Regions from separate parts of the Homo sapiens genome. Here region 2 is linked to region 1. A link is a loop called in an ENCODE intact Hi-C map of the cell type or tissue named here. Cell type or tissue: Caco-2. All regions are shown on one strand. Each heading gives the region's core, and the rest is flanking DNA. Links, peaks and the distances in the headings are about the cores only.

Evidence for each region. Peaks named below come from ENCODE experiments on the same cell type or tissue, not always from the same donor. Only the 100,000 strongest peaks of a DNase experiment are listed, where the experiment ranks them.
Region 2: it touches region 1 in a loop (7-fold over the local background); 4 of 110 quality-filtered maps call a loop at or near these places.

What each region holds. Positions count from the first base shown.
Region 1 is chr7:100,600,876-100,610,242 of GRCh38, reverse strand. It overlaps PCOLCE (procollagen C-endopeptidase enhancer), which reads right to left and starts at 7,880. Exons shown (of 9, transcript NM_002593.4): 1 at 7,692-7,880; 2 at 6,705-6,813; 3 at 6,026-6,284; 4 at 5,028-5,152; 5 at 4,431-4,567; 6 at 3,613-3,827; 7 at 2,720-2,791; 8 at 2,436-2,606; 9 at 2,068-2,306. The coding sequence starts at 7,786. The coding sequence ends at 2,140. PCOLCE-AS1 (PCOLCE antisense RNA 1) reads left to right here and starts at 6,205. Exons shown (of 9, transcript NR_038910.1): 1 at 6,205-6,405; 2 at 7,077-7,903; 3 at 8,560-8,623. It overlaps FBXO24 (F-box protein 24), which reads right to left. Exons shown (of 10, transcript NM_033506.3): 10 at 9,126-9,367. The coding sequence ends at 9,344. RefSeq lists enhancers at 4,374-4,463, 4,474-4,543, 5,979-6,771 and silencers at 5,262-5,411, 5,592-5,971. In Caco-2, for the core only: a CTCF peak has its summit at 5,499; DNase peaks (open chromatin) are centred at 4,442, 5,412, 5,742, 7,202 and 2 weaker places; H3K4me3 peaks cover 2,225 bases.
Region 2 is chr7:100,721,371-100,730,737 of GRCh38, reverse strand. It overlaps EPO (erythropoietin), which reads right to left. Exons shown (of 5, transcript NM_000799.4): 2 at 9,035-9,180; 3 at 8,690-8,776; 4 at 7,895-8,074; 5 at 7,038-7,760. The coding sequence ends at 7,605. Among named protein-coding and RNA genes, the nearest start is that of EPO, 5.6 kb to the right of the region's middle. RefSeq lists an enhancer at 5,342-5,521 and a silencer at 5,673-5,907. In Caco-2, for the core only: a CTCF peak has its summit at 5,279 (motif pointing right); DNase peaks (open chromatin) are centred at 5,327 and 9,362; H3K4me3 peaks cover 139 bases.

The DNA of each region.
Region 1 (9,367 bases), core at 891-8,890:
CTGTTGTATCTTTAGGACTTATGACAGTGCCTACCATTTGGAATGAACAAATGAATGAGTGACTAGGATGAACTTTGAGCAGAGATCTGACTGGATTTAGGAAGTGAACCATGAGATATGTCTATGGGAGAGAATTCTGGATAGAGGAAATAGCAAAGGCCTAAAACAGAAGTGTACTAGAAATGGGCAACAAGGCCGGGTGCGGTGGTTCACCCCTGTAATTCCAGCACTTTGGGAGGCCGAGGCGGGCAGATCACAAGGTCAGGAATTCGAGACCAGCCTGACCAACATGGTGAAACCCCGTCTCTACTAAAAATACAAAATTAGCCGGGCGTGGTGGCACATGCCTGTAGTCCCACCTACTCGGGAGGCTGAGGCAGGAGAATCGCTTGAATCTGGGAGGCGGAGGTTGCAGGGAGCCGAGATATCGCCACTGCACTGCAGTCCAGCCAGATCATGCCACTGTGCTCCAGCCTGGGTGACAGAGCGAGACTCCATCTCAAAAAAAAAAAAAAAAAAAAAGAAATGGGCAACAAACTGAAGTTGCCAATGTGACTGGAACAGATGATACATAGGAGATAATAGACATGAAGCTACGAGGCAGGAGAGAGAATGCAGATGATATAGGGCCTTGAACCCTTGGTAAGACTTAGGAAACTACAGGAAAGTTTTGAGTAAAGGAGGGACAAGATGTGACATAATCGGCCGGGCATGGTGGCTCACGCCTGCAATCCCAGCACTTTGGGAGGCCAAGGGGTGTGCATCACCTGAGATTGGGAGTTCGAGAGCAGCATGACCAACATGGAGAAACCCCATCTCTACTAAAAATACAAAATTAGCTGGGTGTGGTGGTGCGCACCTGTAATTCCAGCTAATCGGGAGGCTGAGGCAGGAGAATCATTTGAACCCAGGAGGCGGAGTTTGCAGTGAGCCGAGATTGCGCCATTGCACCCCAGCCTGGGCAACAAGAGTGAAACTCCGTCTCAAAAAAAAAAAAAAAAAAAAAAAAAAAAAAAAAAAGATGTGACATATTTTCTTTTCTTTTTTATTTTATGTTATTTTTTTCAGACGGAGTCTCACTCTGTTGCCCAGGCTGAAGTGCAGTGGCACAATCTCAGCTCACTGCAATCTCCACCTCTTGAGTTCAAGCAATTCTTTTGCCTCAGCCTCCTGAGTAACAGGTGCCCGCCACCACGCCCAGCTAATTTTTTTGTATTTTTAGTAGAGACGGGGTTTCACCATGTTGGCCAGGCTGGTCTCAAACTCCTGACCTCAAGTAATCTGCCTGCCTTGGCGTCTCAAAGTGCTGGGATTACAGGCATGAGCCACCGCGCCCCGCCAAGACATGACATCTTTTCTTTTTACTTTTTTAGAGACAGAGTCTTACTCTTTTGCCCAGGCTGGAGTACAGTGGTGTGATCATAGCTCACTGCAGCCTCAGAGTCCTGGGCTCAAGCAAGCCTCCCACATCAGCCTCCTGAGTAGCTGGGACCACAGATGAGTACCACCATGCCCAGCTAATTATTTTTTGTAAAGACAGAATCTGGCCATGTTGCCCAGACTGATCTCAAACTTCTGACCTCAAGTGATCCTCCCACCTTAGCCTCTCAAAGTGCTGGGATTACAGGCATCAGCCACTGCACCTGGCCTGTGACTTACATTCTTTTTTTTTTTTTTGAGACAGGGTCTCACTGTGTTCCCCCAGGTGGAGTACAGTGGCATAGTCACAGCTCACCGCAGTCTTACCTCCCCGGGATCAAGCGATCCTCACACCTCAACCTGAGTAGCTGGGACTACAGGTGTGCACCACCACGCCTGGCTAATTTTTGTATTTTTTTTTGTGGAGAGGGGGTTTTGCCATGTTGCCCAGGCTGGTCTTAAACTCTTGGCCTCAGCAATCCTCCTGACTCAGCCTCCCATAGTGCTGGGATTACAGCTGTGAGCAGCCACCCCTGGCCACATTCTTAAACGATTATTCTGTATAGTAAATATGTGTTGAGTTAATTAATTAATGAAAAGAAATCCTCAAGATGGACCCCAATACCATAAGCATGGAGATCTGACCCATTCCTCATTAAGAAACATTTATTTGGATAAGAAAGAAGGCCTGAGGGCTAGGGGCCGGGGCTGGCCTGCGTCTCAGTCCTGGGACGCAGCAGCCCGCACAGGTTGAGAGGGGCACTTCCTCTTGCTTAGGTTGGTGAGGATCTGGTCCTGGTTGGGCCGGTGGAGAACCACAAAGCTCTCTGGAGGAAGGACGGGGCCTCTGTTCTCTTCTACCTGGCCCATCAGCAGATAACTGACTCCTGGAAGAAGGAGGGAGGGGTTGAGATCTCTTATTCTTGAGACCTGTCAGCAGGTCTCAAGATTCCACACCTTGATCATTTCTGTGTGGCTTAGCTTGACCCATCCCCATTTCCCCACATCTCTGTTACCTTTCTTCATGGGGGGGCACTGCTTGCAAGGCACGTAAAACTTCAGGGAGGCACCAGTGGGTGGAGAAGGCAGGTCCAGTCCTCCAGTTTTATAAGCACCAATAAGACTGACAGTCACGGCAAGGCCCTCCCCTGGCTCCCGAACCATGGACTTCACTGTCGCAGTCACCACTGTGGGAGAATGGGAGTGAGAGATGAGGAGATGGGAGGTTCCAGATGGCAGGACTGGAAACAGAAGCAGGAGGTGGTTCGAGGAGCTGGAATGGGGTTGGGGGTATTCTTACCAAGGCTGCTGGCACAGAAGTTGCTCTGCAAGGTGCCTGTCCGGCGGCACTGCTTTGGGCAGGTGGGTGCATCTAGGAGGGAGGAGGGTGGAGGGTGACCTGCTCAGCAGGTAGGAGGGAGCACTGTCCCCATAACAGCCTCATTGACTTGAACTGTTCAGAGCTCTGTCAGGCTTCCGGTCCTAGCACCCAGTAGGGGTCATCGGCAGGAAGGAGGCACCAGTGAGTACCAGATGAATCAATGAGTGAATGTAGCCAAGGAAGAACTTTTTTGTTTGTTTAAGATGGAGTTTTGCTCTGTTGCCCAGGCTGGAGTGTAGCGGCACAGTCATGGCTCACTGAAGCCTCGACCTTCCCAGCTCAAGCAATCCTCCCACCTCAGCCTCCGGAGTAGCTATGACCACACGCCTGGCTAAGTTTTTTTTTTTTTTTTGAGACAGAATCTCACTCTGTAACCCAAGTTGGAGTGCAGTGGCACAATCTCGGCTCACTACAATCTCCACCTCCCAGGTTCAAGCGACTCTCCTGCCTCAGCCTCCCGAGTAGCTGGGATTACAGGTGTGTACCACCACACCTGGCTAATTTTTGTATTTTTAGTAGAGATGTGGTGTTGCCATGTTAGCCGGGGTGGTCTTGAACTCCTGACCTCAGGTGATCTGCCTGCCTTGGCCTCCCAAAGTGCTGGGATTACAGGCGTGAGCCACCAGCCCAGCCTAATTTTTTATTTTTGAAAAGACAGGGTCTTGCTATGGTAAACTCCTAGGCTTAAGCGATCCTGCTGTCTGGACCTCCCAAAATGCTGGGATTACAGGTGTGAGCCACAGCCCAGGTCAGAACTTTTTGAAATGGCCCCCTTCAGTCTGTTTCCCCTTCCTCCCCTATCCCAGACTCACCAGGGGCTGAAGGAGATTCCTCTGTTTTCTCCGGAGGTTGGGACTTGGGGGGCAGCTTGACTTTAGGCTCAGTTCCCCGTTTGGGGCCGGGCCCTTGCCCTTCTTTGGCAGTGCCCCGCGGCAGGGTCTTGTAGGAGGCTGAGAAGCCATCAGCGGTGACACTGAGATCTGAGACGAACTGGACGAGGAGTTCATTCCCTTCGGAGGAGATGGAGCTGCAGGTGGCCACCGAGCATTGGGGGAAGTGTCAGGGCGGGCGTGCACCACACTCTTCTCAGCCCCATGACCTTTTTTGTTTGTTTGAGACAGGGTCTCACTTTGTCTCCCAGGCTTGAGTGCAGTGGCTCCATCTAGGCTTACTGCAGCCTTGACCTTCTGGGTTCAAGTAATCCTCCTGCCTCAGCCCCGCAAGTTGCTGGGACTACAGGCACGCCACCATGCCCAGCTAATTATTTTGTATTTTTGGTACAGACAAGGTTGCGCCATGTTGCCCAGGCTGGTCTCGAATTCCTAAGCTCAGGTGATCCTCCCGCTTCAGCCTCCCAAAGTGCTATGATTACAGGCATGAGCCACTACCCCTGGCCAGGTGGCCTTTTAACTTCGTCCCAACTTCGCAGAGCCCCAGTCGCCTCTCTATCCGCGGACCCCAGACCCGGGGCCAAATCTCCTCTTTGCCTGGCCTCCAACCTGCTCCCCTCGCCGGTTTGGAGCCCTGGGGTTCAGATCCCGTCCCTTTAGCTGAACCCCGCCCCTCCAAACAGCCGCGTGCGTGCGGTCCGCCGACTCTCTCCCGGACTCGCCCAGGTCCCGCCCCTCACCCCGGGACTGCGTCGCCGCAGAACTTCCCCAGCCTCCGGGAGTCGTCGCTCACGGCTCCGTTGAACACGCTGACCGAGTCATAGCGGCAGTAGGTGTCCGGCTCCAGGTCAAACTTCTCGAAGGTCAGCGCGATGACCTGGCGGCGGGCGGAGGCGGGGACTGCGCGGCGGGACACCCCTGGGCGCCTGCACCTCATCTCCTACTGGGTGCCTGCAGCAGCTCCCACTCCCACCTCCCGCGTCCTCTGGGCCCCCCTCCTGAAGGCGTTCACACCACAGCACGGAGGACCACACACACCCATGGGACCCTGCAGGGGTGTCGGTCGTCGTGGTTGGCAAGGTCAAGTCCTGGCGCACTCACAAGTGACAGGCCCGCGTGTTATACCAGGACCCTGTACCTCGCTCTCCTGAGACTTGTCTCAGTTGTAATTTTTACATTTTTGTTTGCGTGCATGCAGGGGTTGGGGCTGTTTTGGGTGCCCACCAGCGCAAGCGCAGTGCTCGGGACACAGCAGATCTTCAATAAATCTCTGCTGGCTGCAAGCTGGAGGGCGCCGCCTGGGTCCCCTAGGGCAGCCCGGGGAGGAGGGTCGGTACCTGGTCCGGGGGCGCGATGATGTGCCAGGAACAGCTGATGCCCGGGGGGTAATCGGACTCGGGCCAGTTGGGCGTGGTCAGGGTTCCCTGGGCCTTCTCCAGCCGCCCCCCGCAAAATTGGTGCTCTGGGGAGGGGAGAGAGGAGCGGGGGTGGGGGGCGGTGGAGACCCTCGGTCAGCTTCAGGAGAACTCTAGGCTGGGAGCCCCGGCAGGCAGCTCGGATGTCTGGGGCTCAGGATGAGGGGACGAGAAGAAGGGGAGGTAAGATGGGGGCAGGTTAACAGAGAGCGGCCGGGAGGAGCGCGGCTCGGGGAAGTCTGGGGCCGCAGGGCGCACTGGCGGGCGGTGGAAGCGGGAGGAGGAACTGGCTGGACGCCCCCTTCTGGCCCCTCCCCGACCCGCGGCCGCACCGCGCCTCTTCCCCTAGGAGATCCCATCTCCCCGGCCCTGCAGCAGAGTCCCCTTTCAGGCTGGAGAGGGTGTCCTCGACTTGGGGCACAGCCCCCGAGGACCCCTTTAGGGAGGTCCCCGCCTGAAACATTGCAAGGGAGACTTCTGCCGCCAGGAGGGGGTGATGGGACCGCAATCGGGAGCCCAGGGCTGGGTGTAGGGGCCCCCCGGGGTTGGAGGAACCTAGTCCCCCCAGCCCTGGGGTGCCCCCTCGCGCCCGACGGAGGGAGCCCGATTGCGGACGGGGGCCGGCAGTTACTCACCGTCCCAGTAACCCCAGGCCGCCCATTCCACCCGCGGGTCGGTGACCCATTTCCGCCTCGCGCCTGGGGGGGGCCCTGGAAGAGGGATGGGTGGGTGCGGGAGGAGGGGAGAGAAGACGGGGAGGAGGGACTGAAGGGGCGGTTAGTGAGGAAAATGGGTCAGGGAGGTAGGGGGCCCTAGGCACTGGGGCGCGGGGTGGGCGGGGCGGAGGTTAGGGCTGGGGGCGGGGCTGCGGCCGGGGCGGGGCCTGGAGGGGGGGAAGGCGGAGGTGAGGGAGTTCTCACCAGTGCCCGAGGTGGCCCGCCCGCTGTACCAGAGCAGGAAGCCTCGTCCTCCTGTGCCCTCATCCGTCGTCATCCTCAGGGTCACCTGGTTGCCGGGGGCGACTAGGGGCGCAGGCCGGAAGGTCCCACAAAAGCGTCCGAGCCGCTGGCCGGAAGTCCCAGACCCAGCGAAGACCTCCAGAGCATCGTAGCGGCAGGCGGGGTGCAGCTCCAGGTCGAAGACTCGGAATGAGAGGGACACAGTCTGGCCCTCGGGGACCTGATAGCGGGGACAGAGGCGGGGACCCACAGAGTCAGGCCCCACACAACCCAGCCAGAGGGCAGCTCCCCTGCCCCAAGCGTTTCTTGCAGAAACGGACTGAATGGGAAGGGGCCTCCATGTGAGTGCAGAGCAGAGGGCCTGGTCTCTGCAGCTCTGCTGGTAGCCTGTGCAGGGGACAAGAGCTGAGGCTTTGGAAGAGGAGGGAGGGCCGGGGACTGGAGAATGAAGATTTGAGGGAAGGGTTAAGATGATGCGTGTTACGGTGGGAATGATGCCTTCAGTGACAGAGGGAAGACACTTGGAGCTGCCCCAGGTTGAGAAGGTGGTGCGGGGGGGACGGGGGGGGGGTCCCTTCGCAGTCAGGCCTTTTTGCCTCTGAGACTTTAACAAGGGGTAGTGCCCAGAGGGGTTTCTCACCGTTATGGTCCAGATGCACTCCTTATTAGGGGGGTAGAGGTTGGGGAACCCCTCACTTGCCACGTAACCTGATTCCCCCTTCACATCCCCTCCGCACAGGAACACGGGTCTGGAGAACAGAAAAGGGGTCAGGAAAGAGCAGGGACGGGTGGGACGGGGGAGCACTGGCAAGATGGGGATGAGGTGATGAGGATGAAACTCCAAGGAGGGAAGCTGGGGGATGAAATGGAAAGGCCTTGAGAGACCTGGGGCAGCTTCCACCAGCCAGGACAGGGCTGGGGTGTCCCAGACTCCCACAAAGATAAGGGAAAAGTGGGCCTGGCAACTCGACCATCCCTCCAACCCCAAGAGTCCCCACCCCCACCCCAACAGGAATTCCCGGAATCCTCCTCGGCCCCCCTTCCAGACTCCCGCCTCACTCTGCCTGGCAGTCCAGGGACAGGAGCCGCCTAACTACTTCCAGATGTGGACACAGCCACGAGGCGGTGGGGGGGAGGGGGTGGAGAGATGGAGGGAGCTGCAGTGGCGATGGCCCTCTGATTGAACCTGGAGGCCAGGCTCCGCGAGCTCCACACCTTAGCCCTGCCCCTGTTCCAAACTACTTCAGATTCTGACTCCCAAGTCTCCACTCACTGCCCCCTCCTCCCCCTACAATCCCTCTCGAATTCCTTCCTGGAATCCAGCTACCAGGCAAGTTCAGGAGCTTGGCTCTCTCTTGGGTTCTATGGGGGGTCAAGGATCTGGGTGGGTGGGGAGACTTAAGAGACCAGAGGACGAAGGTGGGGGAATGGGAGCAGTGGTGGCCTGCAGGAGACCAAGGTCTTGCAGCAGATGGGGAGGATTTGGGGGCCAGAGAAGGGTGAGGCGGTGGGGAATCTGGGGAGTGGTGTGTCAGCAAGGGAACCCAAAATATCTCCAGGCATAACCCCAAAGGAATCGGGGGTCTGAAGTTCACTGGAGCTGTCTGGAAGATGCCAAGAGACCTACCTGGTGTAGTTGGGGGTCTGGCCCTGGGCAAAAGGCAGCAGGGCGCAGGCAGTGAGGAGGGGCCCCAGGAGGGAGGCTGTGGCTGCAGGCAGCATGGCCCCGGGGGAAAGGCGCTGGGGTCCTCAAGACAGAGGCAGCAGCTGAATTTTGCAGAGCAGCAGCAGCGGTGGCGGCAGCAGCAGGATAATCAGCGCCAGATGGGGCAGCCTTGGGTGTGTGGGCGTGGGGACTGGCCAGTGGGGCGGGCAATGGGGAAGGCGGGACAGTGGCGTGTCCTGGGACCTCTCTAGGTCTAGGACACATAAATGTTGACCTTAGGAGGGGGAGGAGCAGTGAGGGGCAGAGGCCGTCTCCCAGGCCTCAAGTAACGTCATCGGGAACCCCACTCTGTCCAGTGAGGGAGTATCTCCGGGAACTTCTGAGGACTCCCTAGCCCCCATCCTCCCCCCGCCCCTGCTTCCTCAGCTCAGGAGCCCTCATTGCTCACCCCCTGCCTGACCACCCCTGCCAGCTCATTTTCCACTTCAATTTCTTTTTTTTTTTTTTTTTTTTTTTGAGACAGAGTCTCATTCTGTGACCCAGGCTGGAGTGCAGTGGCGCGATCTCTGCTCACTGCAACCTCCGCCTCCCGGGTTCAAGCAATTCTTGTGCCTTAGCCTCCCGAGTAGCTGGGACTGCAGGTGCATGCCTCCACACCTGGCTAATTTTTGTATTTTTAGTAGAGGCAGGGTTTCAGCATGCTGTCCAGGCTGGTCTCAAATTCCTAGCCTCAGGTGATCCGCCCACCTCGGACTCCCAAAGTGCTGGGATTATAGGCGTAGCCACCACACCTGGCCTCCACTTCACATCTCCATTGCCTTCTCTCCAGACCTGGGCCAGACTAGGCCAAGGAGAAGGAATTCTCACCCATGACCTCTTCCAACTACTTGAAGGTACAGGAAGCAAGGCAGGAGGCATGGGGTGTGGATGAAGGGAGTGTCCTTGTTACTCAGGAAGAGGTGGAAGGAGTAGAAAATAGAGCCCAAACCTGGGAGGTAAACAGAAGGGAGAGAGGAGGGGGGCTGGCTTCAGGCCGAAGGGAGATGGGTGGGAAGCTTTCGGGGGTCAGGAGGAACAGGCTGCCTCAGGATGGGGACAAGTCTAGTGGGCAGGGGATCCCAGTGGGGTAGCCAAGAGCATCTGTGCATAGAGTTGTTCCAGAAGGTAGGGCCAGAACTTCCCAGTCCAAACGACCAGGTGTGCTCTTGGGAGCAGGGAGTGGACAACAATGTGAAGGGTTCAGGCAGCATCAGCTCTGCTGCACCTGAGACCTGGAGCTGCTTGTGCTGCCTGCCCCTGCCTGGGCTCCTGCCCTCCTGCACCCACCAAGCCGGGCACCCACCCACCCCATCCCTGCCCCTGTCCCTCCCAGCCCCCAAGGCTTCCACACCAGGCCTCGCTGCAGCCTTTTATTCTATCCATCAAATCTCTTGTCCATGATAGTCAGGTTGGGGGCCCCTCCTGGGCAGCCCCCTGAACATTCTTACCCTGGTTAGCCGTCCCCACCCCCTAGCAACCCCTTCCCACACGCATGTGCACAATGGTCATTGCTCCTTAGTCCCTGGCCTGGGGCCGGACTCCCTCCTCCAGGGACTAGGCTAGCATGAGGGGGATTAGGTCTCAGGGGCTGGGGGCCC
Region 2 (9,367 bases), core at 1,368-9,367, 120 kb before region 1:
TTATGTCAGACCTGGGGATATCAATGGTGTCCATCCCAAGCCCTTGTCCACCCTTCCTCCATACCAGGTTAGCAGAGGAATTAACAGAGGGGCCAGGGCCAGGAAATGGTTAACCCAGGGAAGAGGAGCAGAAGACATTGATCATAGCCACTCCCTGTTGGGCAATAAGTCCCCTGGTAGCTGCTTTAGCTGACCTCCCTTTGGGACCACAGAGCTGGGGGTCACAGCTCCCAATCCGTCTGGAAGTGGGGGTGGGGGGCTCACGGCAGGACAGGAAAGTGGGGGAGGACCCTTGGGCCCTGTATTTTAGGGAGCCAGGAACCAGCAACGCCCCAGAGACTGGCAACCTTGACAAGACTGGCAGCTGTGGGAACAGGTGTGAGAGACCTTGGGCTGTGGAAAAGCCCTTGAGAGAACTGGAGCCCAGTCCTAAATTTGCTGTGTGTCTTTGGGAACTTTTCTCACCCTCTCTGTGTCTTAGTTCCTTCCTCTGTAAGATTGGGGAGGAGGCTCAATCAGTACAGCCAAGATTTTTTTAAAGCCAGAAATCTATGATGTTGGCTGGGTGCAGTGGCTCACACCTATAATCCCAACACTTTGGGAGGCCAAGGTGGGCAGATCACCTGAGGCCAGGAGTTCAAGATCAGCCTGGCCAACATGGTGAAACCCCGTATGTACTAAAAATACAAAATTAGCTGGGCATGGTGGTGCGCACCTGTAGTCCCAGCTACTCAGGAGGCTGAGGCAGGAGAATCTCTTGAACCCAGGAGGGGTAGGTTGCAGTGAGCCGAGATCGCACCACTGCACTCCAGCCTGGGTGACAGAGTGAGACTCTGTCTCAAAAAATAATAATAATAATAATAATAAAAGAAAGAAATTTATGTGTGGCAGTCACTTTTTTTTTTGAGACAGTGTCTTGCTCTATCACCCAGGTTAGAGTTCAGTGGCTCAATCATAGCTCACTACAACCTCAGCCTCCCAAGTAGTTGGAACTACAGTCTATTTTTTAGTAGCCCAGCAAATTTTTTATAGAAACAGGGATCTCACTATGTTGACTAGGCTGGTCTCAAACTACCAGCCTCAAGTGATCCTCTCACCTTGGCCTCCCACAGTGCTGGTATTACAAGTGTACATCACCGCGCCCGGTCACGTAATTTTTTTTTTATCTTGTTTTGCCCTTGTTGCCCAGGCTGGAGTGCAATGGTACGATCTTGGCTCACTGCAACCTCCGCCTCCCAGGTTCAAGCAATTCTCCTGCCTCAACCTTCCAACTAGCTGGGATTACAGGCATGCACCACCACACCCAGCTAATTTTTTATTTTTAGTAGAGACGGGATTTCACCATGTTGGTCAGGCTGGTCTCGAACTCCTGACCTCAGGTGATCCGCCCACCTTGGCCCCCCAAAGTGTTGGGATTACAGGCGTGAACCACTGGCCATTTTTAATAATCAATTTTCTTAAATAAAGAAGGGAGTTTAGAGACATTTGGCCATGACTCCCATAAATTGAGAAACTATACTATCGTCTATTTATTTGTTGCCAACAATCCTTCACAATGCCACAGTTTTATGATGGAATTTTAGTAGAATTAACTTTCACCATCTTCAAATAATATTATTAGCCTTCAGCTTAGATTCCAGTGTCTAAAAGACCCTGTTTAGCTAATGCAACTCCAGCAACAAACCCTACTGTGGTAAGATCACCTACTGAACTACAGTTCAGTAGTTCCAGCAGAACCCTAGGTGACTGGCCAGGCACAGTGGCTCACGCCTGTAATCCCAGCACTTTGGGAGGTTGAGGCAGGTGGATCACCTGAGGTCGGGGTTCGAGACCAGCCTGACCAACACGGAGAAACCCTGTCTGTACTAAAAATACAAAATTAACCAGGTGTGGTGGCACATGCCTGTAATCCCAGCTACTCAGGAGGCTGAGGCAGGAGAATCATTTGAACCCGGGAGGCAAAGTTTGCAGTGAGCTGAGATCGCGCCATTGCACTCCAGCCTGGGCAACAAGAGCGAAACCCCATCTCAAAGAAAAAAAAAAAGAATCCTAGGTGACCTGTGAACTAGGGACAGGTCTTTGTTCAGCCTGATGCTTGGGCCCAGAGGGAGGATTTGAGTCAGTGAGTACCCAAGAGCGAGAGGCTGCAGTTAAGATGGAGAGCTGGGGCTGCAGGAGGTGGCTGAGTTGGCTCCTAGCGCAGTACTCAGAGCAGGGAGTTGGGAAGAAGGGAAGTTGGTAGGTACTTTCTGCCTATGCAGGGAAGAAGCAGGATCCCAAGGCAGGGGATTGAATGGGAAGGAGTCGGTCGTGGAAGATGGACACGCCTTGCTGACCACAGCTGTCTCATTCACTCCATCTCTTCTCTTTCCTCTCCCTGGTGATCCTGGGTCAGAGAGAAAAGGGACTCTCTCTCTCTCTCTTTTTTTTTTCTTTTTGAGACGGAGTCTCGCTCTTGTTGCTCAAGATGGAGTGCAGTGACTCGATCTCTCAGCTCACTGCAACCTCTGCCTCCCAGGTTCAAGCAATCCTCGTGCCTCTGCCTCCCAAGTAGCTGGGATTACAGGCATGCACCACCACACCTGGCTAATGTTTGTAATTTTAGTAGAGATGGGGTTTCACCATGTTGGCCAGGCTGGTCTCAAATTCCTGACCTCAAGTGATCCACCCACCTTGGCCTCCCAAAGTGCAGGGATTACAGACTTGAGCTACCACACCCGGACTTTTTTTTTTTCTCTCTTTTGAGCCAGGGTCTTGCTCTGTCACCCTGGCTGGAGTGCAGCGCTGCAATCATAGCTCAATGCAGTCTCAAATCCCTGGGTTCAAGTGATCCCTCCTGCTTCTGCTGGGCCTACAGGTGCACACCATCATGCCCCACTGCTTTAAAATTTTTTTTAGAGACAGGGTCTCCCTATGTTTCTGGGGCCAGTCTGGAACTCTTGTGCTCAAGCCCTCCTCCTGCCTCAGTCTCCCAAAGTGCTGGGATTACTAGTATGAGCCACTTCGTCCAGCCCCATCTCCGTGTTTTATGACCTGGGCAAGGCCCATAATCTCTTTGGGCCTCAGTTTCCTCCTCTGCAAAATGGGGACCCTCCATCATCCCTGCCTTCCTCTTGGCGTTAGGAGAGCAAATGAAAAGCATGCCAGGAAATCACATGCTTTTCATGTAAATAGCCAAGCTCTCTACAAACAGAAGGCATCATCTTTAAACAATTATGTAACCCCTTGACTCAGAACTAGGCTTTGCTGGCTCCTGTCCCCACCAGAAAGTCAAAAGTGTTGGCTCTGTCACTTTCCAGCAGAACTTAGTTCCCCATCTGACAAATGGGGATGATACTCATTGTATTCCTGCTTCGTGGAGTTCGGGTGAGAATCGCAGCATGCAGATGCCACAGATTGAATGTGTTGTTAATTATAACCATGATCACAGTTCAGAGGAAAGTTCCTTTCCTGGCCTGCACTCGAAGAACCTCTGAAATCTGGCAACACCCTCCTTGGGAATCTGCCTCTCAGCACAGACTCTGGGCCTCGCTTAGTTCTTCTAAATCCTGTGGTTCTTCCCTTCCCCGGCCTCTTGGCATTGCACAGCTTAGCACTCAGTCCCATACCAAAATGACTACGTCTGAATTAATGTGCGTCAAGGCCAGGTGCAGTGGCTCATGCATGTAATCCCAGCATTTTGGGAGACTGATGAGTGGATCACCTGAGATCAGGAGTTCGAGACCAGGCTGGCCAACATGGAGAAACCCCATCTCTACCAAAAAACAAAACAAAAACAAACAAACAAAAAAACACAAACACACACACACAAACTAGCCGGGTGTGGTGGCATGTGCCTGTAATCCCAGCTACTCGGGAGGCTGAGGCACAAGAATTGCTTGAACCCAGGAGGTGGAGGTTGCAGTGAGCTGAGATTGTGCCACTGCCCTCCAGCCTGGGTGACACAACAAGACCCTGTCTCAAAAAATAAATAAATAAAATAAAATGAATTAATGTGTGCCTTTTTTTGCCCCCAGGAGGCTGCCCACTGGCCACTGGGCTATGAGTGTCATTTCATGTCTCCTAGCACTTAGTGCAAAGGCTTGGTTCACAGTAGCCATTCTATAAACTTGGAATAAATGTTTTAAATGTTTCTAACGTACTTGCCTCTCACATCCATCCCAGGAGTGGTCAGACAGTTCAGGTTTGATAACTACTCTTTTTGTGGGGGAGGGGATGGGATCTTGCTCTGTCACCCAGGCTAGAATGCAGTGGTGTGATCACAGCTCACTGCAGCCTCAACCTCCCAGGCTTGAGTGATTCTCCCACCTCAGCCTCCTGAGTAGCTGGCACTACAGCTGCATGCCACCACATCCAGCTAATGTTTAAATTTTTTTGTAGAGATGGGGGTCTCACTATGTTGCCCAGGGTGGTCTCAAACTCCTGAGCTCAAGGGATCCTCCCACCTCAGCCTCCCAAAGTGCTGGGATTACAGGCGTGAGCCACAACATCTGGTTGAAAATTACTATTTTTTTATTATATTTTAGAAACTGAAAGCAGTGAGAAGTCTGAAGACAGTTGTGGAATAAGATCAGTGACCCTGAATCCTGCAGACGGAGAGGAGGGAGGCAAAAGCGGGTTGCTCATTGATGAGATGTTTGAGCCTTAGACTACAAATCAGGCTAAGAGGTGGACAGCCTTTGGGATTAGGAGTCCTAAATCCTGTGCTCAGGTTCTAGCTCAGTCTCTTATTAGCCAGATTCCTTCGGCTTAAGAACAAGCCTCTTAGCTCCGATGTCAGCAGCCTAAGAGGGAGATTTCTCCTTTACTGACTCACAGCATTCCTGGTGCAAGAATCAAATGCCATCTGTGGAAACCACAATATAAATGTGTATTGAAATGTACAAGGTCACAGCCGGGCGCGGTGGCTCACGCCTGTAAACCCAACACTTTGGGAGGCCGAGGTGGGCGGATCCTCTGAGCTCAGGAGTTTGAGACCAGCCTGGTCGACCTGGTGAAACTCCATCTCTACTAAAAATACAAAAAATTAGCCAGGTGTGTTAGCAGGCGTCTGTAGTCCCAGCTACTCGGGAGGCTGAGGCAGGAGAATCGCTTGAACCCGGGAGGCGGAGGTTGCAGTGAGCCGAGATCGCGCCACTGCACTCCAGCCTGAGTGACAGAGTGAGACTCCATTGAAAAAAAAGAAAAGAAAAGAAAAGAAAAGAAATGTACAAGGTCAGAGCCCTAAGGATCTATCGCTTGTAGGTTTCTCTAGCAGTTCCTAGTAAGACCTGAAGAGGGCACTGTAGCCCACGAGCCGGTTAGAACAGAGGGAAAATTCTCTTGGGTCCTCCCCTTTGGCGACTCCTCGCATCCCAGCTCCACACCTACCGCCCCGCTCCCTACACACCTGTCAAGTACCCTCCAACCTCCAAAACCTTCCCGTAATTTTTCCTGCTGCGGATTGCAAAACATTCTCTCCCGTTTGCATATGTGCAGGGGAACACAGGCTGACTTCTCTACAGTTGATGATACAAGCAGAAAGACCGGCCCTCACATATGGGATAACAACCAGGATCGGGGTCCCATACAGTTGTTTTTGTTTGTTTGTTTTTGTTTTGTTTTTGAGACAGAGTTTCGCTCTTGTCGCCCAGGCTGGAGTCCAGTGGCACGACCTCGGCTCACTGCAACCTCCGCCTCCCAGGTTCAGTGATTCTCCTGCCTCAGCCTCCAGAATAGCTGGGATTACAGGAGCCCACCACCACACCCGGCTAATTTTTTGTATTTTTAGTAGACATGGGGTTTCACCACGTTGGCCAGGCTGGTCTCAAACACCTGACCTCAGATGATCCACCCACCTCAGCCTCCCAAAGTGCTGGGATTACAGGCATGAGCCACCGTGCCTGGCCTCCCATACAGTTTTATGACAGCTTTTGCTGTCTGCACAGGTCCCTCCTCAGTGGTCCTTTCCCGCTGAAGCATTATTTTTGAGAAGGAATCTGAAGTTGTGGTCAGAGTAAAGGGGAAAATGAGAAGTAGAAATCAAGAGTGGAAGTAGAGTTCATTTGTTCCATGTCCCCCACCCCAGGGGAGTAAAGGAGCAGGTAGGGATTAGGTAGAAGGAATAAACCAGGCGCAATGGCTCACACCTATAATCCCAGCACTTTGGGAGGCTAAGGAGGGAGGATCACTTGAACCCAGAGTTTGAGACCAGCCTGGGCAACATAGCAAGACCCCATCTCTAAAAAAAATAAGATAAAAATAATTTAAAAATTAGCAGGGCATGGCGATGCATGCCTTTAGTCACATCTACTCATGAGGCTGGGACTAGAGGATTGCTTGAGCCCAGGAGTTTGAGGCTGCAGTGACCCATGATTGCACCACTGCACTCCAGCCTGGGCAACAGAGCAAGACACTGTCACTAAAAACAAACAAACAAACAAAATCACAAATATATAAATGGACCACCTAGAGTGGCCCTTGTCCCCGAGCAGATGCTGTTTATAGAGGTGGCTCCAACCGCACCTGTGTGTACCGCCCCTTTTGTGAATTTCAGAGGCGAGTATTCATGGTGACAGTCCCCAGGTGAGTAAAGGAGGCAGCTGGACTTAGCGAGGATGTGCATTGAGGCGGAAGGCTGATGCTGGGAGTGTGGCATCAGCCGAAGAGACCAAAGAAGAGGCAGAAATTAACAAGGGCCAGTGACCAGGGTTGGCAGCTGTTACCAGCCCCCAAAACTCCCAAAAGGACCCGTCCTCTGGCCTCCCTCTCCTTGATGACAATCTCAGCGCACTGCAGCCTTGCCCTGGGCAGGGTTGGCAGCTGCCTTACTGCGGTGAGGCCTTGAATGGAGCCACCTTATTGACCAGCGTAGGCAGAGCTTGTGGCCTCAGGCCCGGTAGGGTCGAGAGGTCAGACAGGCTGTGTGAGACAGCACGTAGGGCCCAGCCCCCTCCACCCCTCGTTTCCCGGACCTGGACCTGCTGCACTGCTGCCAGGAGTGGGACAGAGCCAGGGGATTTGGAGGTTCCCAGAAAACAGAAAAGCCAAGAGTCATATTGGTGGTTTCAGTTCTTGTCAATGAGGTTGAAGAATACACAAAACTTGGACCCCATGAGAGCCAGAGGCCAGCCCCCATCCTGTCTTCATGGTTCCCACCACCCCGGTGTCAAGGGGGCTCTTGCCACCAAGGGAGTGCCCATGCCCGTGAGACCTGGAGAAGTCACAGCTTGCCACCTAAGTTATCCAGGTCATCCTGTCCCTGATGGTAGGTGCGAAAACAGGTAAATCGCCTCCAAAGCGTGTCCTGGCATCAAATTTTGCAGGGTGCCGAGTGAGCTCAGGCGTCTTCCCAGCATGGCTCTGTCCCTGAGTTTAAAGCTGCTCTCTGAATGCTTCCTGCTCTGGGCCCTCAAGTTGGCCCTGTGACATCCTTAGATCTCAGAGTTGCTCTCTGGACAGTTCCTCTGGCCCCTGAGATGTCATTGCTGGCACTGGAGTGTCCATGGGACAGGCTGGCGCTGAGCTGAGAGCCCCTCGACGGGGTTCAGGAGTGGCGGGGGAGGGTGTGGCACAAGCAATGTTGGTGAGGGAGGTGGTGGATATGCCCAGGTGGACACACCTGGTCATCTGTCCCCTGTCCTGCAGGCCTCCCCTGTGTACAGCTTCAGCTTTCCCCGGAGGAAATTGGAGTAGACTCGGAAGAGTTTGCGGAAAGTGTCAGCAGTGATTGTTCGGAGTGGAGCAGCTGAGGCCGCATCTGGAGGGGAGATGGCTTCCTTCTGCCAAGGAGAAAACAGGAGGTCGCTGCAGTGCCACAGAAAGGGAAGGAATACGGACAGTTCCTGTACTCCTTAGCAAGACCCTTCTCCCCTTCTTACAGAAAGGGCAAGCAGAAGTGTCCGCTCCTACTCACCTGGGCTCCCAGAGCCCGAAGCAGAGTGGTGAGGCTGCGAAGGCCACTGACGGCTTTATCCACATGCAGCTGCAGGGGCTCCCACGGCTGGGAAGAGTTGACCAACAGGGCCTGGCCCCGCAGGACAGCTTCCGACAGCAGGGCCAGGCCCTGCCAGACTTCTACGGCCTGCTGCCCGACCTACAGGGAGTGGACTCTGGGAGTCAGCTGACCCATGTCACCCTCTCCCTCCTGCCCCTCAGCAGCCCCAAGCACCAAGCTGAGCAAACAGAAGGTATGCAATAAGACTTGTTGAATGAATGAATGAATGAATGAGTGAGTGAGTGAGTGAGTGAATGAATAATGAATGTATTCCATACAGCCCTCATTATTTTTCTTTTTTCTTTTCTTTTTTGAGACAGGGCCTCACTCTGTCACTGAGGCTGGAGTGCAGTGGTGTGATCACAGCTCACTGCAGCCTCAAATTCCTGGGCTCAAGCGATCCTCCCGCCTCAGCCTTCCAAATATCTGGGACTACCACCATGCACCACCTCACCTGACTAATTTTTTTAAATGTTTGTAGAGATGGGGGATCTCACTATGCTGCCTAGGTTGGTCTGAAACTCCAGGGCTCAAGCAATTCTCCCATCTCGGCCATCTCAGCCTGGGATTATAGACGTGAGCCTCTGCGCCCAGGCAGCCTCATCTCTGCTGCTCCATTTTACCTTTCCCTCGATCATTCTCCCTTTCATCCAAAATCAGGCTCGCAAATGAGATTCTCCAAAAGAAAGGAAAAAAAAAAAAAAAGGAACTCACCTCCATCCTCTTCCAGGCATAGAAATTAACTTTGGTGTCTGGGACAGTGATATTCTCATTCAAGCTGCAGTGTTCAGCACAGCCCGTCTGAAATGCACACAGCCCGGGGAGTCAAGGGTCCCTGAAGGCTCTGGCCCTGGCCCACAGGCCGTAGGATCTGCTGGCTTTGCTCCTTGCCTAGTTTCCAGGTATGGTTTGGGGCCACCAGACTTATTCTTATGTAGGGGGGCAGTGTCTAGCTTCCCAACTCCACCCCAAACCAAGTGCCAGGTTCCTGGATCTGGGAGGAGTTCCCTGAAGCCCTGAGCGTGAGTTCTGTGGAATGTGCTGGGGAAGGGGTCTCACCGTGATATTCTCGGCCTCCTTGGCCTCCAAGAGGTACCTCTCCAGGACTCGGCTGTCACAGATGAGGCGTGGTGGGGCGCCCAGGACTGGGAGGCCCAGAGGGAGCGACAGCAGGGACAGGAGAAGCCACAGCCAGGCAGGACATTCTAGAACAGATAGCCAGGCTGAGAGTCAGGCGGGGAGGGAGAAGGGTGGCTGTGGAAGGACAGCTTCCTTCATCCCCACGTCTCTGCCCCAGCTCGTCCTTCCTGTCCCCAACCATGCAAGCACTCAGGTGCTGCCTCCCTGGCCTTCATTCAATCCTGCTGCCGTGTGCACACCCCACCCCCAGCT